Linked DNA regions of Homo sapiens: region 1 is linked to region 2. The links are chromatin loops, found by intact Hi-C in ENCODE. Cell type or tissue: heart right ventricle. All regions are shown on one strand. Each heading gives the region's core, and the rest is flanking DNA. Links, peaks and the distances in the headings are about the cores only. Region 1 overlaps MRPS6 (mitochondrial ribosomal protein S6). Region 2 overlaps MRPS6 (mitochondrial ribosomal protein S6).

Region 1 (12,434 bases), core at 1,726-9,725, 46 kb after region 2:
AAGCCAATCTTTATCAACTCCCACAACTTTAAAACATTAAGTTAAAGGAATTAGCTGTACAATCTACAAATGCAAGGGTTCTCACAGTAAAATTTATGGACAACTGCTCTTAATGGATGAAGTGTTGTAGTTGCCTGTTGTTCCGGGGTATGAATAATTTGCTCTTGCCCAAAAAATGTGTTCTACTCTCAATCCTCCCCATCTCAGAACAGCAACTTCATCCTCACTATTGCTCAGTCCAAAAATTTTAGTCATCCTTGACTGCTCACTTTCTCCCTCAACCCACATGCAATCAATCCATCAGCAAAGCCTGTTGGCGATACTTAAAATATATCCAGAATCAAAGACAACTACTAGCACCTTAGTTCAAATCACCATTCCATCTCATCCAGATCACTGTCCCAGCCTCTTGTCTCCATGCTTCTGCCCTTGGCCCACTACAGGGCACTAGCACAGCAAGCAGTCAACCCTTTCATCACAATGGACCAAACTAGCCTCTGGGACTGGCTATTTCCTATGCAGGCAACACTTTGTAACCCCAGGTTTCCACAAGACCTGTCTCCTCTCCTTTTACGTCTTTGCACAAAAGTAACTTCCCTGACCATCTCAATGCCTCCCTTCCAACTTTGTATTTATCCATAGTACTCAACACCTAACACGCTATAAAACTTAAACGTTTCTTCTGTCTCCTCACTACCATGTATGTAAACTCCATGAGGGTAGAATTTTCTGTGTTGTTCCCTGATGTGTCCTAGTGTCCAGAACACCATCTTACATATTACAGGTGCTCAAATGTTTGTTAAATAAAAAAATCAAATATTAACAACTAAGTTCTTCGCCATCAAGACTGCTAAACTTCCAATATCCTATATTACCATCAACAGTGGTTTTTTAAGCAACAAGAGATGCAGATTAAAGAGGCTAAAGGGAAAAAGAGCCTCCTCCCTCCTCCACCAGTGATCTGCAATCTCAAATAGCTCCAGTTGAGGGTATGTGTAATGACAAGGCAAACTGGACTAGACAAATATGTTCATTCAGATAAAAATCTCAGTGGCCCATGACATAGTAAAAACCTGTATCTGGAGCCACCATCTCCCTCAACCTACCACCTACCACCAGTCTGGCCCACTTCCCTTCACTGTGCTAACTCCACTGCGGAACGTGTTTCAAGTTTTACTGCTGCAACTGTCGACATCCACCTCTTAGTGTGCAGTGATATGTGCAGACCTTCCCTGTGCGTGTCTGTCTGGCAACTGTTCCCACACAGCTGAAAGAGCAGGTCAGTGCCGGCAAGCAACAATTCCCTTCAGCTCACCCAACAGAAACCCAAGCACCCTGATGTCAACTCATGAAGAATCCTCTTCCACCTCTCCATTACAACTTGAGTTCAGAGTTCCCACAAAACTAAAGAAGTTACCTTAGTAACTAGCATTTACCAAACACCATGTGCCAACCACTATTTTTACACTACATGTTTGAGCTCATCTAATCCTAACAAAAACCCCAAGAGGCAGACATGATAATGATCCCCAATTTACAAATGAGAAAACTGAGGACATTTGAGAGGATCACTAAGGGAGTTCATGAACATCCTTTCTGAAATAAAGATGAAGAACGCATCCTTTTACAACACCTTTCAGGAAGATACACACACACACACACACACACACACACACAAACACAAACTAGAAATAAACACAAGTCAGATAAAATCCAGCTAACTGATGCAAAAGGACTAATGTAATGAGAAAAATCACCACCGGTAAGCCCTGAAGTAATGCACCCAGGCTATGAGTACAGGGATGCTACAATTTTCAGGAGAAAGGCTGCTGGGGGACTTCAAAATGGACGCATGCAGCTGCTAACATCTGTACCCACACCAAGAATTAATCTTTTCTCTAAAATGCAGACATGTGTCCCTCTTGATGTGATCTATCCCTCCCAAGACCACTTAAGTGCTCTTACAAAACAAAACAAAACAAAACCTGAATCTAATCAAATTTCTAGAACCTATGGGTCTACAGAAATTACCTGGAATAGAAGAATATATATAAACAGCATAAGTGACCAGCCAAATCCGGAAAGGTAAAGAGTGGGGTAAGAAGCTATTACAGAGTAAGAGACTTAAGGTCATTAAGCAAACATAATTTGTGGACCTTGTTTAGATTCAGAGTCAACCAGAACTGTAGACAGACACTTTTGACAATTCAGGGAATTTGAACATGAACATGAGGTGTTAAGGAATTGTAGTTAGGTGTAAAGGCACTACGGTTGTTTAAAAGTCCTTATTTCTGGCCGGGCGCAGTGGCTCACACCTGTAATCCCAGCACTTTGGGAGGCCGAGGCGGGTGAATCACGAGGTCAGGACATCAAGACCACCCTAGCTAACACGGTGAAACCCCGTCTCTACTAAAACTACAAAAAATTAGCTGGGTGCGGTGGCGGGCGCCTGTAGTCCCAGTCCCAGCTGGGGCTGAGGCAGGAGAATGGCGTGAAACCCGGGAGGCAGAGCTTGCAGTGAGCCGAGATCACGCCACTGGCACTCCAGCTTGGGCGAAAGAGCGAGACTCAGTCTCAAAAAAAAAAAAAAAAAAGTCCTTATTTCTTATACACTAATTACTTACAGGTGAAATGATATATCTAAGTTTGCTTTAAAGTACTCCTGCAATAACTGATTCAGTCACCAACAGATGCTAAAACCAATGCAGATTGTTGGAAAACAAAATATTCAGTCTCAAGTTTGTTATTCCATAGATCACTTAATACAAAAGGGAAATAGGGTACATTTACAATGGCCCATTCTGGTGAATGCCACCTAACCAAATGACTGCTTAACAAAGTGGTATGCCTCCCGGTGTGATGCATTGACATCCCTATGAAATACTCATTCCTGTCAACAATGGCTAATCTAACTCTAATCATGAAAACGCAACTACAGTCAACTCCAAAGTGAGGGTTTCTGCAAAACAGTAGGCCTGGACTCCAAAACTCCTCAAAGTGCCACTGTTATTAATGACAAAGGCTTTGGAACTGTTCAAGGAGACTAAACAAGTAAATATATGATCCTTGATTGAATACTGAATTAAAACACTAAAAACTATTACTGGAAGAACAGCGTAAATTTCTATATGAATTGAATATTTGGTGGTAGTATCGTATCAATGTCCGTTTTGAATGTGATGACTATGTTGTGGTTAGGAGGAAGGCCCTTATTCCTAAGAAAGGTATGTCAAGATGTCTGCAACTCTCAAAATAACGCAGATTAAAAAAAGATAAAATAAGGCATATTCTAACAATTAGTGATCTAGGCAAAAATCATACAAGTGTTAAATGAACTGCTCTTTAAGTCTGAAATTTTTTTAGTCATGTTAGCCAAGGGAAATTAATGAAAAAAATTTTAAGATAAAGAAAACAGAGGTGAGCAGACTGGAAATTAACAGTTGAAGCTGAGTGATAGGTACAATACAAAATTTCATTAAACTACTGTATTTACCATTACGTATGACCAAGTCTGTGTTTTAATTCTTCAGTTTTTCCATTTGTAAAATGGAAATAGCTCTACCTAACCTTAGATGGCTGAGGATTCAAGAGAATTGTACATATGTGTGTGTGTATAATATGTAGGTGTGTATATATATCCTAAATACATATACACACCTACATAACCCCTGCACCCCTACTTCAATCCATTGCTAAGGTTAGGCATTATTATCAACTCATCTAGCCTCCCTCAAAGGCTAGCAACTATGAGGTTTATAGAGGTAAAACATCCTACCAGGTCAACTTTGTGTTTTTTTTCTGTTCTCAGTCTACTTGGTTCCAATTTTATGTTTCTAGAAAAAAACTGTTTCTAGAAGGAAATCGCTTCTGCTCATCTTTCCATGTGACTAAGGCAGAAAACCTAAGCACAAGCACCTTCCTGGTAGACCAGATTATAATTCTCCAGGCCAAGTTATAAATAGAAGATTCAGAAATTAGGGTATTTCCTCTGAAAGATACTTTTCAGTTGGAAAACTTTAAAACCTTCTAATTTTCTCCAAGGTTTGGAGAATATAACACTCAAGAAGTAAGAAGTAAGACCACAAAAAGAGTAACTTTAACAGTATTTGGAGGGACTGGTAGAAATTACGCCCTGAATTAAACCTAAGAAATAAAAACAGAAACATGGTATTCTAGATTATAAAGGCAGCTGGATTTTCCTCTTGCATTGCAAACACAGGACAAGTAGAGGGATAGAAAAATCCAGGGAAATAGGGTCACGACTGTTTTCTTTGTATGCCAGATGACAAGAAATCTTGAAATTATCAATAGTTTCCAATGAGTCCATCCTAATCAGATAAAATACTCAAGACAGTGACATTAGGAAAAATGTTTTCTTCAATCTTCTTACACACACAAAATTTGCAAAATCTCCTGGCCCTTACTTAGTCCACACATGAGAATGGCATTCCCATGAGACCAACAGTGCTACCAAAGTCTGCGAGACTTAGGCTGCCTAATGGAAACTTGGTGTCTTAAAGCTTCAAGATACTATACTTCATACAACTGTTTTCTCATATGACTATTAACAAAACAGAAGGCAAGCAGTACACCAACAGAAGAATGGCAATCAAAACAACCCATGACTGGGTCATTTGCTTACTTAACAGTGTCAAGCAGTTAAAAAACAAAACCACACACTTCAGTACCATACACCTTTCCTACAACATGCCTGACAGAGCCTACACTCAAATTTAGCTTTTCAACTGAGCAACAGAAATTCACCTTAAATCTGAATCAAAACCAGACTGAACAGATGTTTTATATTCGGAATTCATACACGGGGCATCTGAGCACAAAATGAAAAGGGAGCAGATATCTGGAACTTACACTGATTCTGCACCTTTCTAACGGAAGCAAAGACGACACATGGATTTGCAAGAGCATCTTCCCAGCAGCTGAAATGCAACCACAACACTGCACTTCTGATCACCACAATGAGAATTTTCTCAAACTGGATTATATCCACAGCAACCCGGCTACCATAACTGCACTTGGTTTCTTCACCTGACAAAATTAAAGCACTTAACCACTCCAGGGTAGGTGTTACAGAGAAACTTTTAAAAACTCAAGTCAAAACAAAGACAAAACCAGGAATTCTCGATTCTGGGGCAGAAGCAGAAAAATGCCAGTTTATGAGGATTGAGGGCTCCAATAAAGAAAGTTTTGCTAAGTCTGTGCTTTCACTTGCAATTTCATTTTTAAGCTTTCATCTACACCAACCTCTACTGAGGTATGCCCAAAGTGGACAGAAATTACCTTACCTGGGACTGTAATCATAGTAAAAATGATTGCAAGGGGAAGCAAAACAAGTCAATTACACCTTGGGCCAAAACGTACGTAAGAACAACCTGGGATCTGAGTTCGTTTTATTTGCAATTTGATGTTATCTATCTGGAGTGGGAGTGAAAAAAAAGACAAAAAAAGAAGGTTAGTCAAGGTAATAACTTGGCTTCTATTTTATGGAAACACAAAGCCTGGTCAAAAATAAAAATGTCATCACCTCCCTCCTCTATAATCTTTACCAAGAGAGCACCTGAATTTTTTTCATGGTAATACTATTTTCCAGGGATCATGGGTAAACTATTTTTAATTCCACAGATACACTCTGAGCAAAAAAAAATATTTTCTAGGCAAAGCAATCTTTGCATGCCAGTAGTATTTCAAACACCTAAGAGGTTAATACAACGGGTACAAACCAAATAGTACTAATACATGCCTAAAACAAGATATCACTCAGACATTGAAAGAAAAAGTGGACTGTGAATGTCACTCCCTCACAGTTTACACGGTGCAGCTCTGAAGCCTACATGTATATTTTAGCCTAAATGCACATATACAACCCAACAATCCGAAACTATAGATACTTTCAAGAATTGAATATGCCTGCCATTGCTGAAATCAGTCCTACTGCAAACCAGTGACCAATTAACAAGGTGGGCTTTGTCAACATAAATGCTAAGAGATTTACAGACAACCTACAGCTAATTATCTGAATATCTAGATTACAAAATGAGAGCCAACCTAACCCACAGATACATTACATTTGATCCATGGTACCTAAGTATTCAATTAGTTGGCAACATCAAAAAAAAAAAAACCAGATTTCCTATAAAATCTGGATTTCTGGCTGGTAGGAGGAAGAGAGAAAAAAAAAGCTGGCAAAACCAGGCCCACACCCCTCATGGCAATAATAGATGGGAGCAGAGTAGTAAGCACCAACACCACTAATTCAAACATTTACTTAACAAGAACTGTATTTCAGCTTTGATCTAGTTTGGGATTCTGATGAAATAAACTTAGATATAATAAGTTTTATCTTTTAGAGTTTCTTCATTAATAAACTGGGAATAATGAAAAACTAGGCAATGAAGTTCACAGCGACTTGCCTAAGACCACAAAGCTACTTTAATGACAGAACTACACTTAACTACCTCCAAGGTCACATAACCACTTTATCTTCAAATACCCTCCCAAATGAATTACTTCCATTTTACAAAGAAGGAACTGAGGATCCAGAAGGTTAAAGTCCTTAGGAAGTAGGTGCTACAATCCAAAACCCAGTCCCATCTGCCTCTAAAGCTCCTTCTAGTCTCCCAATGCCAGTCTTTGTTTATTCTATGGTAACACATCCAGTATCTTCATTTCAGATCTTACAAGGTTTTTCTACTCATTTATAATAGAAAACAAAAAAATCAGCATTTTTCTATAAAGCAGAAGCCTTCATACCCAAAGCCATATCCAGTCATAAAACTATATATACGTACCTTAAGTATTTTATTAAGTATTTTATTCAACACATAAACATACATTTATTTGCCAACCTCAATATAGGGGTCATGACAAGCACTTGGAGAATGGAATCGATGACCTGGAGTTCCCTGATGATTTGAGTTCCTTCTGCTTGATCTAAGCGACATCTACAGATGGCATTATCTACAATTTCCAGTTTCAGCTTCATTAAAGTGGAAAGTTTAAAAGATCCTTGTAAAACACTCCACATACACAATCCTCCTAGTTATTTTTCTTCCCAAACTTTGAGTTATTTCAGCCATATCTAATTCTACAGTCATTATTTTAATGACTCACCTTTTATCAAGTCTTCCCAAAGAATCCAACTTGGTTTTCAGGAAACAAAGGTTTGCACTCATTTCATCAGCTCACATGATATTTAAATTATTTTACGGAAACAAGATTACCTGTCATAAAACAGTCTTGGAAATCAACACAACTTCTGGTAACATACAACTCACCCAGCGTGAGCGAAGTGCACTGACTTGTAAGCAAACTACTAGCACGAGGTCAACACGCTGTATCATAGCAAATAACTGTTTTATAGAGATGAGAGTAGTAACCCCTCAAGGCAGCTTAGTAAGTATCTACCATATATGCAAAGCATAGCAGAACAAACATGAAAGACTCAGCTCTCAAGAATTTGTAATCTAGCAAAGGAGGTAAAACATATTCACCAATTAACTGTAATACAAAGTAGAAAGTGATCCATGTGATGGGAGACGTGATGAGATTCATGCAACCAAAGGAAAGATTAGTCTATTATACTCCTAATGTTGCAGGCCCTTGATATTTGTTTAATGTACCAAATGAGTTAAGATGAACTTGGAAGAACATGAGACTGGTTTTTCATGGAGGTGGTGGGGTATTGTGGAAAGGGAGGGTGTTCCAAACAGAAAAACAGCATGATGCCGGCACCAAAGAAAATAAAAGGTAATGGTATTTATAAGAATCTGCACAACTTTGTTTACTGGGCATATAAAATGTGGAAAAAAACTGAAAGATGAGGTTAAAAAAATAAGTTGGGAGTCATACTGAGACAGCCTTGGATGTGACTTCATCCTGCATGTATTTGAAAATGAGAAGTATGCAGTAATTTGGCAAGTGTTGATACAATCAATTAGTATGGGAATCAGAAAGCCATCACTTAATGCTTTCTACTATTTCCTTGTTATAAGTGCACCTATTTAGGTGTTTTAAAGTATCTCAAGGACATATATTTGCACTACAAGCGTATTTACAGGTATTAGCTATCCTCCCCTCAGTAGTATGTCAGGAGACCAGCTAAGAAACTGCAAGAGTCCAAGGAAGAAACAAACAACATGAGCAGTTCAACTAGGGCAGAGAAGACTATATGGCATTGAGACTGCAGGAAAAGAAAGAACTGCATTTGTTCAGCCCCAGATGACAGAAGACAGAGAAGCGATAAACAGAAATAAGCAATAACAGAGGCAACTTTGGGGATAGGCAACACATTAAGTTCTTAACCACACTGAGTTTGCAGTGCCAAGGGGATACCCAGGAGGCCATAACCAGCACAGAAGAGAACAGAAAATGCCAGAGTTGTCAGCTTGTTAAAAAAGGTGGCAAATCATCCACATGAAGGTTAATGGAATTGTACATAAAGAGAAGAGGGCCTGTAATCCCAGCACTTTGGGAGACCAAAGCGGGCAGATCACGAGGTCAGATTGAGACCATCCTGGCCAACATGGTGAAACCCCATCTCTACTAAAAAAAAAAAAAAAAAAAAAAAAAAAAAAATTAGCTGGGTCTGGTGGCGCATGCCTGTAATCCCAGCTACTTGGGAGGCTGAGACATGAGAATCGCTTGAACCCAGGAGGCAGAGGTTGCAGTGAGCCGAGATCGTGCCACTGCACTCCAGCCTAGGCAACACAGCAAGACTCTGTCTCAAAAAAACAGAAAGAAGAAGAAGGGAGAAATCAAGGGAGTAACATCAGAAAACAGCAGCATAAGAAGCCAAGAAAAATGATGCACCTAGAAAATTGTGTCTATATACTCTAAATCAGGGGCTGGCACATTTCTTCTGTAAAGGACTAGATAATAAATATAAACAAAAGAACAGGGTCATGTTCCAATGTAACTTTACTTATGGACTCTGAAATGTGAAAGTTTTATGAAATTCAAGTGCCATAAAGTATTGCTGTTTTTTTCCCCACCTATTCAACTGTAAAATCTTTTCCTACTTCACAAGCCACAAAAATATAGGTGACAGGTCAGATCTGGCCCGGAAGCCACAGGCTGCCAACTCTTGCTCTAATTTCAAAGCAACAAAAAGGATAAGAGGCTGAATTAACTGTCACTTTCCAAACCCAAGGGTAGTTCTTCCTTTAGACAAATTGATAACTTACCAGACATTCATTTGACTAATTCCTTAAGTAAGGATTCCCCTAAGAGGTAACTACATGTGTTGATAACACGTCTTAAAAATATTGCCTTCCACTAAAAACAGATAAACTCATGAGTATATTGGAAATTCTAACACAAAGCTAAGAACATTAAATAGGAAAAGTCTGATAATCAAATTGCAACAACTTTTTATAACATGAGTAATCACACAGTATTTTATCATTTGTTCTCTACCCTTCCTTCCACCTTCATGTTAAACCCCATTATGGTATTCCAGGTTTCTTTTAGATGAGTTAAACATGTAGTAGTACAAACACAGCAAAGGCACTAGATGAAAAATATTACTTCAGAATTTTCCCGTCATTGCTTTTGAACTCTTAATTTTTTGAAACTGATTTTATAATCTAAAAGGTTAGAAGATTCAATAGTCTGCATATAATACTAGATATAACCTAGATTTTTAAAATCTAGAAACATCAGTATTGAATGTGTGAGTCATGAATTAAGAAAAAAAATTAGTGCAAAATGTCAACTTCTGACAAGCAGTCTTCATACATACAAACCATATCTGGTGAGGAAGGACTCCTTACCCCCAAGCCATTCCTTGTACCTTAGCTGTAGCTCAGGGGCAGGAACAGGACTCCTTCCTTCTTCAATAGCTTGCTGCGGCAATAAGCTGTAACCCAAGAAAATTTAATACCAAATGAAAGTATAACATTGTTCACAGGGTCAAGTCTTCCATTACTAGGTAACTATTTTAAGTTGCCTGGTTTCAAGCAGATAAAACACAAAGAGAGATTATTAAAGATACAAGGCTAAGCTGTTTAGGGAGGGCCCATGGGAAGAAAAAAAAGACCACTTGACAGCTAGATGTTTCCGTTTGAACTGATGTCTCCCACCAACACACAGCAGAAACTTCACTATTTCCTAGTTATCAAATGCTTGCCAAGCAAACTACAAGGACCTAGGGTTGACCTGACTCATACTTCAGTTTATTAGCACCCTCCATCTCCAAAGGGTATCTAAAATACAGGCACTTCATAGGCATTACTTTCAGAACATCCTAACTTGAATAGAACTCTAGAACAAATACAAAACTTTTGCCAGGTGTTCTAATCAAAAAAGGCTTGCATTTAGAGAAAAACTCTTCATCACTCTACCAGAAAACCAACTGTTTTCTACATTTTAGGAACTGATTATACTTTTCTATATTCAAATTAAACCAAGTCAGAACTCAAACTCAGATTACACAAAACTCCTTACCCTACCAAAGTACTATTTCAATGAGTTATCTAAATGTAAAATATAATCTGCGTTGAGTATTAAACATAAAAATTACTGTTTGTTTTAATAAGAACTTAAGATTTCCAAAATAGCTATCTTCTTTATTCCTATTAGAAAAACATATGAAGATATATATATATAAATGCTATCTTATTGTACATGCAATGGAATCATTTAGCAAGTGAATTAGTTATTAAGCCATTAACCTTTAATTCTTCATGTAAAAATTCCTGAACGCCAATGAGAAGATTTCAGGAAAAGTATTATCCCAGGGCTTTCATAATCTATGCCAACTGTGAACACCTTCTGGGAAAAGGGCACGAGACGTAATTAGCGTTCCTAAAGTAACCACAAAATACTTATGTATTGCACAGATTTCTTTCCTCAGATTTCTTCTTCCTGTATACCCAAGGCATAAAAAGTGTCTACAAAGTTTCATTTTTTTCCTAAGCTCCTCTACATTATACAGTATGCGGCTTTACCATTCATGTATTGGCACTTCAGTCTTTTACCTAACTGAAATACCAACCTTTAAAATCTAATTATCAAGTGAAACCAAAGGGCTTCAACCATTTTCCCACTCACAAGAGAGCTCACTCACCAAACACATGACCCCTTCTCCTCATCTACCTCAAAGTTCTCATTGCAGGGGGGGCAGGGTGGAGGTGGATATAGACCTCACCATCTCACAGGCAATCCATTTCTTTTTCCATTGTCAGAGGTCTTCCTCACACTGAAATGAGGCTACCTGGGACTGCAGCCTTGGTCTCTCCTTTGCGGCTATGTCCTTTCACATTACAGCCTTTGAATACTGTGTTTTCCAGAAGTGAATAAAACTCTCTTGATGCTATCTGATATGGGTGTAACAGGACTTTTAAAATCTTTTTATTCCAGAGACTCTTCTATAAATATGAACTAAGACTGGTCTAAACAACTGGTTTTTCAAATTGCTTGTCACCTTTAAAGGCCTAGTTTCACAACATCCATTACTTTACCGTCATATTTCAGAATTTAACCACACTTTTACCTACTTTTCACGCTAAAACAGAAAATAGAAATAACTTTTTTTATATACACACTTTTTTAAAAATCAAGCTATATGGTACTTGAAAATAAATTTCTTCTTAGAAACACTAGTTAACTACATTCCTAAATGCCCAAACTTGGAAGTACAAAAGTAGATACTCATAATCAACTTCTACTTGCAAACTGAGAAAAACATAGTATTGGAATTTCTGGGTGACTAATTGTACAACTGTATAGTTCAATATGACTGACTCTACATAATACACTCTGAAATCTTTCAATGGGCATTCCCGCAACTGACTTTGCTACAATCCAGATACTGTGACAGCCAACACAGGGCCTGTATTTTAAATTTTAAAACTTTGCAAGCTCAATTTAAAGGAGTCAAGCTAGGGTCAAAAAAAAAGTAATGAGGACAGGGAGGAGTTAATATTCTCCAAACAGACTAAGAATGCTCTCCAGGCTGAGTACTGCGGAGAAAAAACAGGAGAGCAGCTCTGGGAGTCCAAAGGCTGGAAAACTATAGTTTCTTAACTTCCATATCCGCTGTTAAAGTTGCCTAACACAGCATTTTCCTCAATTCCAAGATGCACAAATGATTTGGGGAGGAAAGGAAAATACATCATATTAAAGGGGTAAAGAGGTATACACTTAAGAATCTAAAAACGTGGAAGATACGCAACTTTGAACTGAGGAGCTTCAATACCCTTCTTGCAACAGAAGCACAAAGTGCCTCGGGTTAGAACTGTGGTTTCTCCAAGGCCTGCTACCGGTGTGCAAGCTCACAGTCGCATTTTTCATTTCATAAGCCTAGAGTTAACTTTTTAAATTCGTTTCCCCCCAAACATTCATCCTATTTTAGAATCCTATTTTCCTAAACTGAAAGCAAGCAAACTGGTCTAAAACCTGGAAGTCTTTGTGTTTGT
Region 2 (12,434 bases), core at 1,613-9,612:
AATCCTGGCCACATTTTCCAAGGTTTAATTCCACTTGCTTATTTCTACTCCATATAGCAGGTAATAGGGTTGCAATGACCCAACTTATGAATTACTCATTTATTCAAGATTTAATTATTGATTACTTACTTTGAGTTAGGCTCTGGAACAGAGCTTAAAATAGTGTGATCAACCTCAAATCACCACCTCCTTGCAACCCTCAGCCTTTTACCCAGTCACTCCCCTTGCCCCACAATAATTCCATTTGGCCACCTGGTGGGCAGTACAGGGAACTCTCACCCAACAGGGGCCCAATGCTTTTTTCCTTCCCATTTATCCATTTGCTCTTTCACTCACTATTCATCAAAATGTCCTTCCAATCTACCACGGACAAGTTATGACCTCACCCTGTCTGCCAACATTCCCAACACACTGAAGTCTATAGCAGGTAGTTTTTCTCTGAGCTCCCGCCTCTTCCTTGGCCTTGTCCAGTTTCCCTAGAAGCCTTCCTCTCTTGCTTCATTCCATTTGAAGCCCTGTGCTTAGAGTAATGTGCTGCTGAAATGCCATGCATCAGGAGGGAGGCTCTAGCAAGAGCATGACATGCTCTGGCCATCAAGTAACCCAGACACCACCACTGCCGAGTGCTCCATGCCCCTCCCTCCAGAGAGTCCACAGGAAGTCCAAGCCTGCCCTTCCTTACAGTCAAGTATTCAACTTATTCAAATAGCACCTCTGGGGCTGTCTTGGTCTTACTTATGATATTGTTCATAGCAAGCACTGCTTTCTTCCATTTTCCATTCAACTGCTTCACAGGGTTAGAAGCTTGTGAGCTAGCCTAGGAGTCTCAACATGTTCTAAGAGAAAGTGTGTTTACAGATGCCAACAACCAACTCAACTGCCCACTAATCAATTCTCATCCAGCCCTCCTGAAAGTGTTCTCCATATACTCAGCACTCACTCAATAATCCTAAGAAATACACCCAAAGCTTTTGGATTCTATGATGTGATAAGGGTAAAAAGAATACCCAAGGATGGAAACAGGAAGCCAGATATATCAGAAACCTCATATTTCTGAACTTAAAAAAGAAGTGTCTTTCATAAGACTCTAATTTTCAAAGTACTTTCACAGCTTTCAGACAACTTTTGAGGAAGAGGATGAAAGAGAAGTGGCAGCTCCACTCCGTGTGGCAATTGAGGAAAGGGAAGAAGAGAAAGTGGTGCCGAGTGTTGGTTGGGGTCCAGCAGCCCTCTCCCCAGCAACAATACTCCTCTAGGAGTCTTCAAAGTGGTTTCCTACACGTTGCCTCCTTTGAGTCGTACAATTTAATGTAGTTAAGAAGAGAGACTCAAAAAGGTTAAGTCATTAGCCCAAGGTCACTCAGCTATGAAGTGGTCACTGCCAGGATTCAAACAGAGCAGGTCTTTTGACTCCAGGACACAAGAAACCACAGATAGCTTTGGGACCAAATGGGTTACAGAATCATAGACTGGAAGTGCTGGAAAGGACCATAAAGACAACGCAGCCTAAACCTTTCACATGAGCAAACTGAAGCCCAGAGGGGAACTGATAGGCCCCAGGTCACAAAGTGAGAGTCAAGCTCCGGACTCCAGACCCCACAGCTCCCCACTCTGTATACTGTATCTCTTGCTACCTAGTACCCACATGTTGGAGGATTCTCAAGGATAAAGAGAAAACCTAGTTAAAGACCTGGAAATCCTAACACTGGGCTTTCCTAGCTTCGGGAGGCTCCCTGTTGCTACCAAAACCCCTCTCTTGCCTTCACCCTCCTAACTGCTCTGACTTCCTGCCACCAGGCATGACAACGCTCCTTCAGCAACCAACTAAACGAGCACAAGCCGGCATGCACAGCTGGTGACTGGCATCTCATGCTTGTCGTCCTGCTGCTATGCGCCCGGGGCTGATGTGGGCAAAGACTGCTTCCACTCCCATGGCTCCCTATTACACCGTGGAAGTTTCCACAGAAAGAAAACGCTACCAAAACAGCGAAGGTGAGAAGTGACTCCGAGACAGGCAGACCTTACTGTATTCGCCACTCTCCGAAGTTGAACCTCTTACCAACCCCCTCCCGACCTCTTCTCCCAGGGAACCAAGATGTCTCTCCCAGGCCACAAGAGAACTGACCAGAAGTCCAGGATAAAGTCAATCTCTGCCTGCTTCAGTGACCCAAGTACACAGATAAATGGTCCATTATGGTTTTCCCACACAGGAATGACCTTCACCAATTCCTGGTTGCTTCCAGTACATATCCTTTTCTTCTTACCTATTCATCTGGGCAAACTTAACTTGTTAATGAGCATCTACTACAGACAAACCTCAGGAGGTTAAATGGATGAGGCACACATGGTCTCATCCTCCTGGAATATGCAGCCCAGCTGGGCAGAGAGGCTGTACGAGCTGCTGCATGAGCAGAAACCCAGGCTTCCACCGCAGTCCTGTGGGAGACTGTCCATGACAGGCAAGGACCCCTGACTCACTGCTGGGCTTTGCTAACTACAGATGACCTAAGGACTGAGAATGAGACTTTTTACAGCTATGACAACACCAAGTACAGTCCCGCATTTCTATTTTTACACATGAAGAAAGTCAGGCCTAGAAACAACCTGTGTGGGGTGGTGGGGCTGGGTGGCTTTTGATGCCTGCGAGGATCCCTTTCTCATGACAGCACAGGTCCACAAGAGACCTACAAAAATGGGAGTTAGGCTGAAAAAATGGCCTTGGAACTAACTCCCTTGATGCCCGCTCCCTGCATCCTCATGAAGGTTGCCATGGAGAAACCATTCTAACAATCAGAGGAGCTGCTGTTCAAGGGAAGGTGACCAGAAAAGGGGCTCAGTGTCTCCAGGGGAGTTAGAGCCCTCTGCCCCAACTTCCTCCTGACCCTGGGAAAAGAGAGAATCAAGAGGACTCCACAACCACAATGAGCTATCAGTGTCTGCTTCTTCCCCAGCCAAACTAGGCAGAATCAAAACACAAGACCAGAAGTCCTAACGCACGTGGACTCACGATCAACTCCTCACTCAAGGCACAAACGTCTGGATTTGACTACATTGCAACTGACTAGACATGCCCCAAAGCTGACATTCTTACTTAACAAAAGCTCTCCAAATAGCTAGTTTTCCATTTTCCACTTCTACTCTTGGTGATTGAATCAATAAGTACACAGCTCATTTTGGGAAAACAGTCTAAAATCTAATTACGTTACACATTCCCAGCACCTTCGACCATGTGCTACATGGCACAAGTGACATGGTTCCGCCTACCAGGTAGCCAGGGTCCATGCAAGCACCAACATTGCCTTGAACACAAAGCCGAGCAGTGTTTACATTTTAAAGGTTTGTTTTTACATGTGTGGTGCTAATTATAGAATCACCACTTCTATGAAGTTGCTATCAGCTTCACAAAAGCATCTCTCTTTTCTATAGAAAAGCACGTAACTTTGACCCACACTAACTCTGCAGAAGTGGAAGTGAGGAGATGACTGATGCCAGGCAAGAAGTAACCAAGAAAGGTTCAGGACACTAATGCATTTCTCACTGCAGATAACAGTGTTTGAAAGCTGGAGCAATAGTGAACTTCTTCCTAGGTAGAACTTGCCCACGTGATCTTCCAGGTGATAATGTGCCCTCCTTTATATTTCTTAAGACACTCACATGCTACAAAACTCTCTACTACATGGCCCAAACCCTCTAGAGATCTGAAAACACTCAGAGAAATGGCTTCCCCAAGACAGACTGTGCCCCAATACTGGAAAACAATGCCACCAAAAACACTCCATTCACAGCAGCATGGTTGTAAGAGAGCCAGCAGCTCTCATGTCCCTTCTGCCCCTCCCCTGGAGAGGCCTAGCCCCTCCACCATTCAGTCACCATGCAGACTGCCCGGTGCTGCCAGCCCTTCCCCGACTCCCCTAGTTGTCCAGGGGGAAAACTGTATTTTCTGACAGTGCCCTTAAATGTAAAGGTTGTATTTTCTTTATTCACTTTTGTCTTAACCCTGTATTTACAAGTTTTCCATAAAAAGAGCTTGCTTGAATTTGAGTTACATTCTTTGTCTCTCTCTCACCCTCCCCTTCTCCCTAGCAGACAAGTGGAAATTTCCACTGAAGCACTCAGTGGCTCACAGTGGGTGGGGGGATGGGGGAGGGGGATGGGAGGGCTTTGCAGCCCTGAAGCATCCTTGAGCCTTTTTGAAGATAGGAAACAGATCTGTCTAAATGCCAGTTCCTAGACCGTCTCAGTTAAACCTTGTTGCATTCAGGCTTCACCGAGGCAGTGAATTATTCACCTTCAAACTGAGGTACCCTCTGCATGGAAAAGCCCCATTTCTTTTTATATCTGTTGGGTCTCATACATTTTCAAAACCACTAACACTAAACCTGCTGCAGAATCCTTACAAATCTTGGGGCACTGCCACTAAAAAGAAACCTCCAAGGCCACAGCAGCCCTGTCTGAAAACCTGGTGTGGAGTACCTACACACGAGAACGGGGTCAGAACACTGGCAGAAAGGCACGAGAACATGGAAATGTTAGCTAACGGGAAAACTACAGAGGAGAATCAATCTCCTCTAGAGAGGGTGCCAGTGCTCATGGAGTAAGCTGCAGACACATTTGGGAAGCGAGTCAGTAAAATTCCACTGATTCACCATGGAGCTGGTTATTTTTATCATTCTGCTTACCCGTAAATAGAAGGGCATCTTATATGTAGGCCAGCAGATCTCTGCTATAAGCACCTATCCAAATTTTAAAGCAGATGAGAACAGGCAAAGAACGGGCAAAACAGGCAAGAAAAACACCTTCTACTTAAGAGTTCTTATACACAGGCATTTGGAAGCCAGCCCAATCTCACTGCCATAAAATCAGACCCGGTAGAAACAGAGCAGAGGCATCCTTTTACAAAGCAGCACAAGCCCAACGCTGAAATACGACCGCACTTTTTGTATAGTTTCCTCTCAGTCTCAGCTCAGCCCCATCTAGTGGAAAGAGAACCGAGAACCATAAGCTCCGTGCAGCCCTGGAGTGAGTGACGTGGTTCTGGCAAAGGGTGACTGTTACTATCATTCAGTAAGATGCCTGCCCCTTTATAGCACGGGTCTAAATGAGCCTCTCCTGTCATTGCTCCCTCTAACATAAATGACATCTTCCCCTTCCAAACGCCCAGGAATACAGTAAGAATTTTCCACACCAACACCTTGTCTGTCCCGCAGAGCAGATGAGGGTGTCAGGGTGAGCACGTGCAGACACAAAGGGGAGGTAATCTCGGGGACCTGAAAGAGACCCCAGCAAATCCAGAGCTGGGAGTGACTCCCAGGCCTCTGAGCCACCCAGCTCCAGGTCATGCACCAATGATTTATTTAGTGTTAACAAGTTAGAGGGCTGAGATATTGTCCCAATCCCTGATAAGGGTGGCCCAATCCAGGCCCCATTCTGCTGCCAAGGGGAACACTGAATTGCATTTTCAAAAACAGGTTTAAAATGGTCCTCAGCTGAACACGCATGACTCCCCCAGTTCTACTGACCTTCAGAGATTATGAATTAAGAAAATCTCTGTGGACTAGTCTGGGAACTTAACCATCAAGTTGTTCCACTGGGAAAATAAGTTCTCAGTTATAAACAACAGACTTACAGGCAAATTTCTGGAACACAACCTGTTTCTAAAGTGGAGTCTGACCAAACTAATATTTGAAATATAATGACTATATTTTTATTTTTGGCATAAACTGGAAACAGTCTTGATATAATAATAAACATCAGGTATCATTTCCAAAGTATACTCTCCTCCTCCTCTGGGCAGATTTCCCAGATAACCCTAAAGCAACAGGCTCTCCCTTACCTACTCTTTTCTTCCAGCCTACTGGGCATGTACGTGATAAGGCGGTTGATTTGGGGGGCGGAGGGGGCTGGGCATGGGAGAACAGTAGAGGCAATTGCCCAATACACAGTGAAGTCATTGGAACAGAGATACCTACCCGTCAGCCCCAGGCTTAGCTTTACTCCTGCTGTGCTGGGCACTTTCACACACACTCCCTCAGCCGGTGCCTAGGTTAGCATTATGCAGCCAACTCTCTGATTAGACTGAAAACTCCTTGAGACCAGGAACCACGACAATTGTGAGAATCAACCTGAGACCTGTGGACACCACTAGGACATACCATTTCTCCCCACAAAACGTAAAAGCAACAAACACACGATACCAACAGTACCATGATAGAATGTGGACTCTCAGAAACATCTAGGCTCACTCCATTAGCCAGCCAAAAGCTGGCTCTCGCACACCACTGTCAGGTTTCAAATCAGCGCCTTGCCGTAATTTCGGATACGTGTCATAGCCTCTAGGGCTGTTCAAAAAGAGCCAAAACTTTGAATGCTAAACGTGTAACCAATAAAACCACTGTTTCTTCTCAACCACTTCAGAAAAGCAAGTCTCCCAGTACATAATCCACTTATTACATGTTTCTAACACTTTCTGTGGCTATGGATTAATGCACATAAAGAATTTGCCAAATGAACAAAATACCTGGTACTGCCATGGTTAGGGTTAGTGATTATGGGGCCACTGCCTGAAGCCAAGAGAATATCAGACTAACCTTAAGCTCCACACTGCAGACACATAAACGTTATCGCCCAATTCCAAATCTTTATTCGGGTAACTTCAAACTACACTTGCCTCTCACATCCTCATTTCCCAAAAGTCACTGTGGAGAATGTTCACGAGTATTATAGAAATAAAATGTAGCATAATCAAATACAGTGAATTAATGAACGGATCTTACTGAAGGGCTTCTCATCATTTATGTGCCAATGTGCACTGTGAACCTCTAGAAGGAATTCGATCATGTAAGGCTTCCCACATCTAATTGATCACACACACCCTACTTCTCCTTTTTTGATGGAGCATCTCTACGGAATTAGCGTTTCAGAGACCACACTTTAAAAAACATTACCTTTAACAAATAAATACCAGACACTGATTTATCCCAGAAAATAGGCTTAAAGCATGAACCTCCCCCACTGCAGCTGGGCACTACCTTTCTGTGTCTATATATAATACACATATGTAATACAGAACACTGCTTCTGTTTGTTGAGGAGTCTGAAAGTAAAAGAACCAGCAATAAAATCTTTAAAAGTCAATGAACTAAGTGACTGCAACATATTCCTCAGCGAGGCACATGCACCTTTGCCAGGGGGGAACCCAGAAGTAGGGCTAGTGTTCTCAGCAGTTCTGGCTTGGTCCCAGTGGGCTCCTCCAGGACCTGAATTTATTCCACCCATAAAGAGAAACGGCTACCCACCCCCAACCCCCACCACTGCACACAGAGGTCTGAAAATGAACTGAGTGAACACAGCAGTTCTTGAGCCTGGTCCTCAGACAAGTGACGTCAGCATTACTCAGGCTACGTGTTAGTGCAGATCCTAGGATGCTGGTCATGCCAACTCTCAACAAAGTCAAATCCTCTACTTGAAAAAAGGGCAGAAACCCCTGGAAGTACTACATGAGTGGAGAAACTGACTTCTTCACTGCCTTCCATCCAAGAACTGCGCTAATGACTCTCGGACAGTTTTTATATGCTCCTCTTTCAACAAAAAAGGCAAAAGGATCCATAACTGCGCTGTTAAAACCACACCCATTTGTGATTAAGTTTAAAAGAAACAGACAGACAGACACACATGCTCTCCATCCCTCATTGTTATTATGACTGTGGAAGAAGCCTAGCCACTGTGCATTTCCTGTTGCCTAGCAACGCCTCAGGCATTCTCTTCAGAGGTGTTCTCAAGAAGCTGAACACTAGCACAAAACAAGGTGAAGCAATCAAAAGATGAAATTTGCAGCACGGCAGAAGGTTTAAATGCAGTAAGAAAGCCTCGATGTGAGACGCGACTCCACTCAGGCCCTATCACACGTACTGTACCTGCACAAGACAGCTCGACTCACATAACTACAAGCAGCATTCTCGTCGCAGAGCACATCTGCAGAGACTGTCTTGCTGGGTCCTTGTGGCAATGCAGATGGGAGACCCATAACCTGAGTTCTGTGCCCAAAGAAGCCAGAAACAGAAGGGGAGGCCACAGAGTTGCTGAGTGCCAGAGAGAGCTGACTCTTCTACTCTTGGACTTTTCCTACCGCGCTAAAACCTGATTCCCATCTTCTCTAACACCCACTCCTAGGAAATCCTACAACATGAGAAGATTCAAATCTATTCTACAAATTGTTCTCCAAGAACTTCTACAAAGATAGTTATTACTACAGAATCAAATCTGTGACATGTATTTGAGGAAGCTGCTGTACACAGTAGGAGACAAAATTCCAAACTGTGATCATTACTTGGAGTAGGTATTACCATTTTTCTTTTGTTGATTAGGCTTAGGTTACATACATCAGTCAAAAGCAGCATGTTCTGTTATTTGCAACGCATATGTTTAAAACTGATACACTATGTTTGTGGACAGCACTGTTCACTAAGGTATTTTAAAGGCAAAAGTTAAAGAAATGTCAGGGAAAACAGTGCTAAGGTTGACAGGAAAAGGTTCCACAAGCTAGACTTGGTAAGCCCTTTGCTCCTAGGATGGCCTAGTTTTGAACTCAGATCATAGTCCACGAAGGGCCAGCATATCACATCCCATCTGCAACACAAGACTGCCAGAGTGTGTACCCAAAGGACACCTAGGCGCAACAGGGGTCTCAATGTGAAATTTTAAGAACTTCTAATAGTAATTGAACAGTACTCTTTACTGAGCCTATCAAAAACGTCTTTCAAGACTTCATGAAGAAACTTACCCGCCTCTGTTGTGCTGCTGACTGTGGGCAGAGATCCTATAAGGAAGCGCTCGTTCACCCAGGTTTTCCAAGTCCCTCACTATTGCTCCTCTGTCCATCAGGGCCTCTATCGTACGTTTCAAAGTAGCAGCAGTCTCTGGCTGTTTTTGTTTGTGTTTTTAAAGAAAAGAAAAAAAAGCATCAGAATTAATATAAGAGCTAGAATGATTAAGTCTGCTCAGTTCCAATCATAACAGCTCTACTGGTAGGAATCGCTGGGTAAAAGCAACAGAAGCTGGTTTTGGTTAACTTAAAATAAAAGAGAGAGAGAATTTATTGTAAGGATATGAGATAGCTCACAGATACGAGGAATATCTGAAGAACCAGGCTTCGGAGAGTTCAGGGACCAGGGCAGCTCCAGGGATCTGGGAGGCAGGAACTAATGAGTGGCTTCTTCAGAGCACCTCGGCCAGGCTGAATCAGTGCCAATCACTGTCAGTCCTTGTATCCCATGACTCAAAATTCAAATTCCAGGAGAAGAGTATCTCGTTGGCAGGACACCTGAACTGCCCATCCCACCAAAACTGTAGCCAGGGGGAAAAGGTGTTGTCTCCCAAAGAAAAACTGGGAGACTGTAACCAAAAGGGGGAAAGGATGGGTAATCAGACCCAAACTCTGCCCTCATGGAGCTTACAATCTAATAAAGGACAGAACACAAAATACACATGTATGGAGAGCAGAGGGCAGAATACAGGAAATAGCATAGAGACCAGAGGGCTCACGAAAGGAAGAAACATTCAGCTGGAAGAAGGGTTTCACTAAGGAAAGTTTACTTGAAAGGCACCCGGAAAATGATGACCGGAGGTACAAAGAATGAATGAACCAGCAACTGAGCCCCAGTGATGGGGTTCAGGGCAAGGGAGTGCTGAGGAGATAGACGGGTATACACTGGGCACAAGTCCATGAGTAATCAAGGCCTGTTATTTAAAAAAAAAAAAAAAAAAGCTTGAACAATATAGAATCCCATTACCCAGAGATAGACTGGATGGTGAATTAAACTTTCTGGTGAATTTCTTTCCAGATATCTCTCTATGCATATGTATACACAAGCAATTTTTGGAAGAAAAGATACTTTATAAGGATAAGCCTGAAAACTGCAACGAATGCAATGTGGAGAATGAAGGCAAGATGTGGCGAAGAAGGGCACCACAATCTGGTGGCTGAGAGAGTGCAACTGTCACTACAGCTAAAAGGAGAGCTGGAGAAGCTGGTGAGGACAGTAAGAGATGAATCTGGTTTAAGACACGCTGAGTCTCAGATGCCATGGCTCCCCTAGGTTGACCTCTCCAGATGTAAATCTTAAGCTCAAAGCAGGTGGATGAGAAATACACATTTCATAGTCACCTGCACAGACGGCTCTCTGAAGCCTGAGAAGGAGGTGAGATCAATAGAAAGGGTGGAGGGGGAGAGGAAAGGAGATCACCAGCAGAACCTTGGGGAGTACAAACATTTAGGGGCTAACAAGAGGACTCAAAGTCAGAGAAGCAAATATAAAACGTATCATCAAATAGGACAAGGAAAATCGGGAGACTGCCTTGTCCAGAATGACAATGGGGTAGAGGACAGAGATCAAGAAAAAGCCGCGGTGTGGTAGCTACATGGGCATTTGGCAAGATGGGGCCAGAAAGCAGGCTGCCAAGGTTCCCATGGTAGAGGTATGAGAACAATGGTGAGGAGGAGAAAATGCCAGGGCTCCAGGGACAAGCAACTTGAGCAACGTGTTTTAGGAGAAAACACATGGGCAAGTTGGTAGTCAAAAAGGAGCGGACCATGCAAGACGATAAAATGTAGGATTTCTAAAATAGCAACAACGATGACAGCTATGATTTACTGGATAACTACTATATGGTCTAGTGTCTTATTGTTACATATTTTATCTTCATAAAAAAAAAAAGCCAAGAAGGTTTACAGATTTGGGATGGGATCTCTAGAGAGATGCTGACAGGGCAGCTATTAAGTGGAAACGCCTGCTGCAAGGAGAAGGAAAGCTGTGGAAACCATCGGGGAGGAAGCCAGAGGCACACCTTGGCAAAGACAAGGTGCACATCTCCTCAAAGACCTACGTGAAGAGGTGCAAGCAGGGTGATTTTAAAGTGCAGGAGGAAACTTAAGAATAGGCTACCTTCCAGAGGTTCATTTGGGGATCAAATGAAGAGAAAATTGCAGAACAAGTTTAAGTGTGCATTCTGGCAACCAAACAAAATCCACTATATTTTTAAAATTTTCTTTCTGACAAGTGCTGCTAAAATGGTATGAAATGTGCTAAGTATTGGCTTAAGGCTTAGAAAAAAACATTCTTTACTTTCTTTTCATATTGAAGTCCATTAGGGATTTTAAAAATTCCTACTGAATCGTTGTTTATATATTTAACCAACCTTAAGATAAAACAGAAATTTCCTGAAGACAATAAAAATTCAGGCCAAAATCTCTTCCCATTAACAGTAGGTAAAAAGTCTAAGGCAATTTATCCTTATGATTGTATCAAACACATTCCTAGACAGTTCTAATCATATGAAGACTACATTCTTCTCACATTTCATTATAGTTCACAAAGACATCGCCATACATCTGCAGAGGACTCATTATTAACAGCAGCACAGTATTTCATTTAACTGAAAATGCTGTTTCTTGACCTGGCATTACATCAATTAACGTATGATAAGGTAAAGGAACAGCCCATCCAAATAAAGAGTCGGGTCTCAGCTTTGCACTCAAAAAAAAAAAGGAAAAAAACATTTGATTGATTAGTTTTCTGATTAGCTACCCAAATAAATTTCAATTCCAGTTTTGCCTGATTAAAAAGGAATATATCTCAATATCTTTTAAGTTCCAACTGAAGTGTTTACAGTATAAAACTCATTACCCTCTTCTGAAGTAAGAGCTTATAAAGTAAAAAACATTTTCTTCTTACATCTGTCTCAAAAAGGGGAAAGGCTACCTAACAAGAATGTAACTTAGGAAAATATAAAAAAAAAAATTGTTTGACTTCAGTATGTCAAGGTCAAACTGTAGACTACTGGAATGGCCACATTCATCTCACTTTAATTTCAAAACACCCAGAAGTATAAAACGAAAGGTGGAAGGAGGAGCAAAAATAACGCCCCATAGACCTTACCTCACCATAAAGCAGGGTTGGCAAACCAGGGCTCTTGGGCCAAATCTGGCTTGCTACCTGTATTTGCAAATAAAGTTGAACTGGAACACAGCCAACTCACACATCTGCATAGTGTCTATGGCTACTTCTGTGCTAAAGGTAGATCTGTAATTACAAGAGACCACATGGCCCCAGAGCCTAAACTATTTACTATCTGGCCAACCCCTGGTTCTATATTGTGATGGGCTGAGGGAAGCTGGCAGGTCCTTAATCCATGTACCCTAAAATGCACCACAAATAAAACCATGAGCCTGGGCCACTGACTGACGTATAGAGGGTGTATTCCTCACTGGATGTGTCATCAGGTAGACACATCGGGTACCATCTAACGAATACCATCAGTTGAGCTGTTCAACTCACTGCAGGGCTCAGAACTGATTCCACTAATCCACTATTCCATCTGCCAAGCTCCTAATAATGTCTTTATCAACCCAGGTTGCCAACTTCAATGTTCCTCATTTGG

Evidence for each region. Hi-C counts contacts between places; a loop is a spot of excess contacts. Peaks named below come from ENCODE experiments on the same cell type or tissue, not always from the same donor. Only the 100,000 strongest peaks of a DNase experiment are listed, where the experiment ranks them.
Region 1: it touches region 2 in a loop (2.4-fold over the local background); 33 of 110 quality-filtered maps call a loop at or near these places.

What each region holds. Positions count from the first base shown.
Region 1 is chr21:34,075,761-34,088,194 of GRCh38, reverse strand. The region is part of intron 1 of MRPS6 (mitochondrial ribosomal protein S6); the gene reads right to left. The region is part of intron 1 of SLC5A3 (solute carrier family 5 member 3); the gene reads right to left. Among named protein-coding and RNA genes, the nearest start is that of SLC5A3, 8.4 kb to the right of the region's middle. In heart right ventricle, for the core only: no CTCF peak of the experiment used is centred there; no DNase peak of the experiment used is centred there; H3K27ac peaks cover 772 bases.
Region 2 is chr21:34,121,825-34,134,258 of GRCh38, reverse strand. It overlaps MRPS6 (mitochondrial ribosomal protein S6), which reads right to left. Exons shown (of 3, transcript NM_032476.4): 2 at 8,779-8,918. Among named protein-coding and RNA genes, the nearest start is that of LINC00310, 53 kb to the left of the region's middle. RefSeq lists an enhancer at 4,069-4,613. In heart right ventricle, for the core only: a CTCF peak has its summit at 4,975 (motif pointing left); a DNase peak (open chromatin) is centred at 4,998; H3K4me3 peaks cover 856 bases; H3K27ac peaks cover 5,076 bases.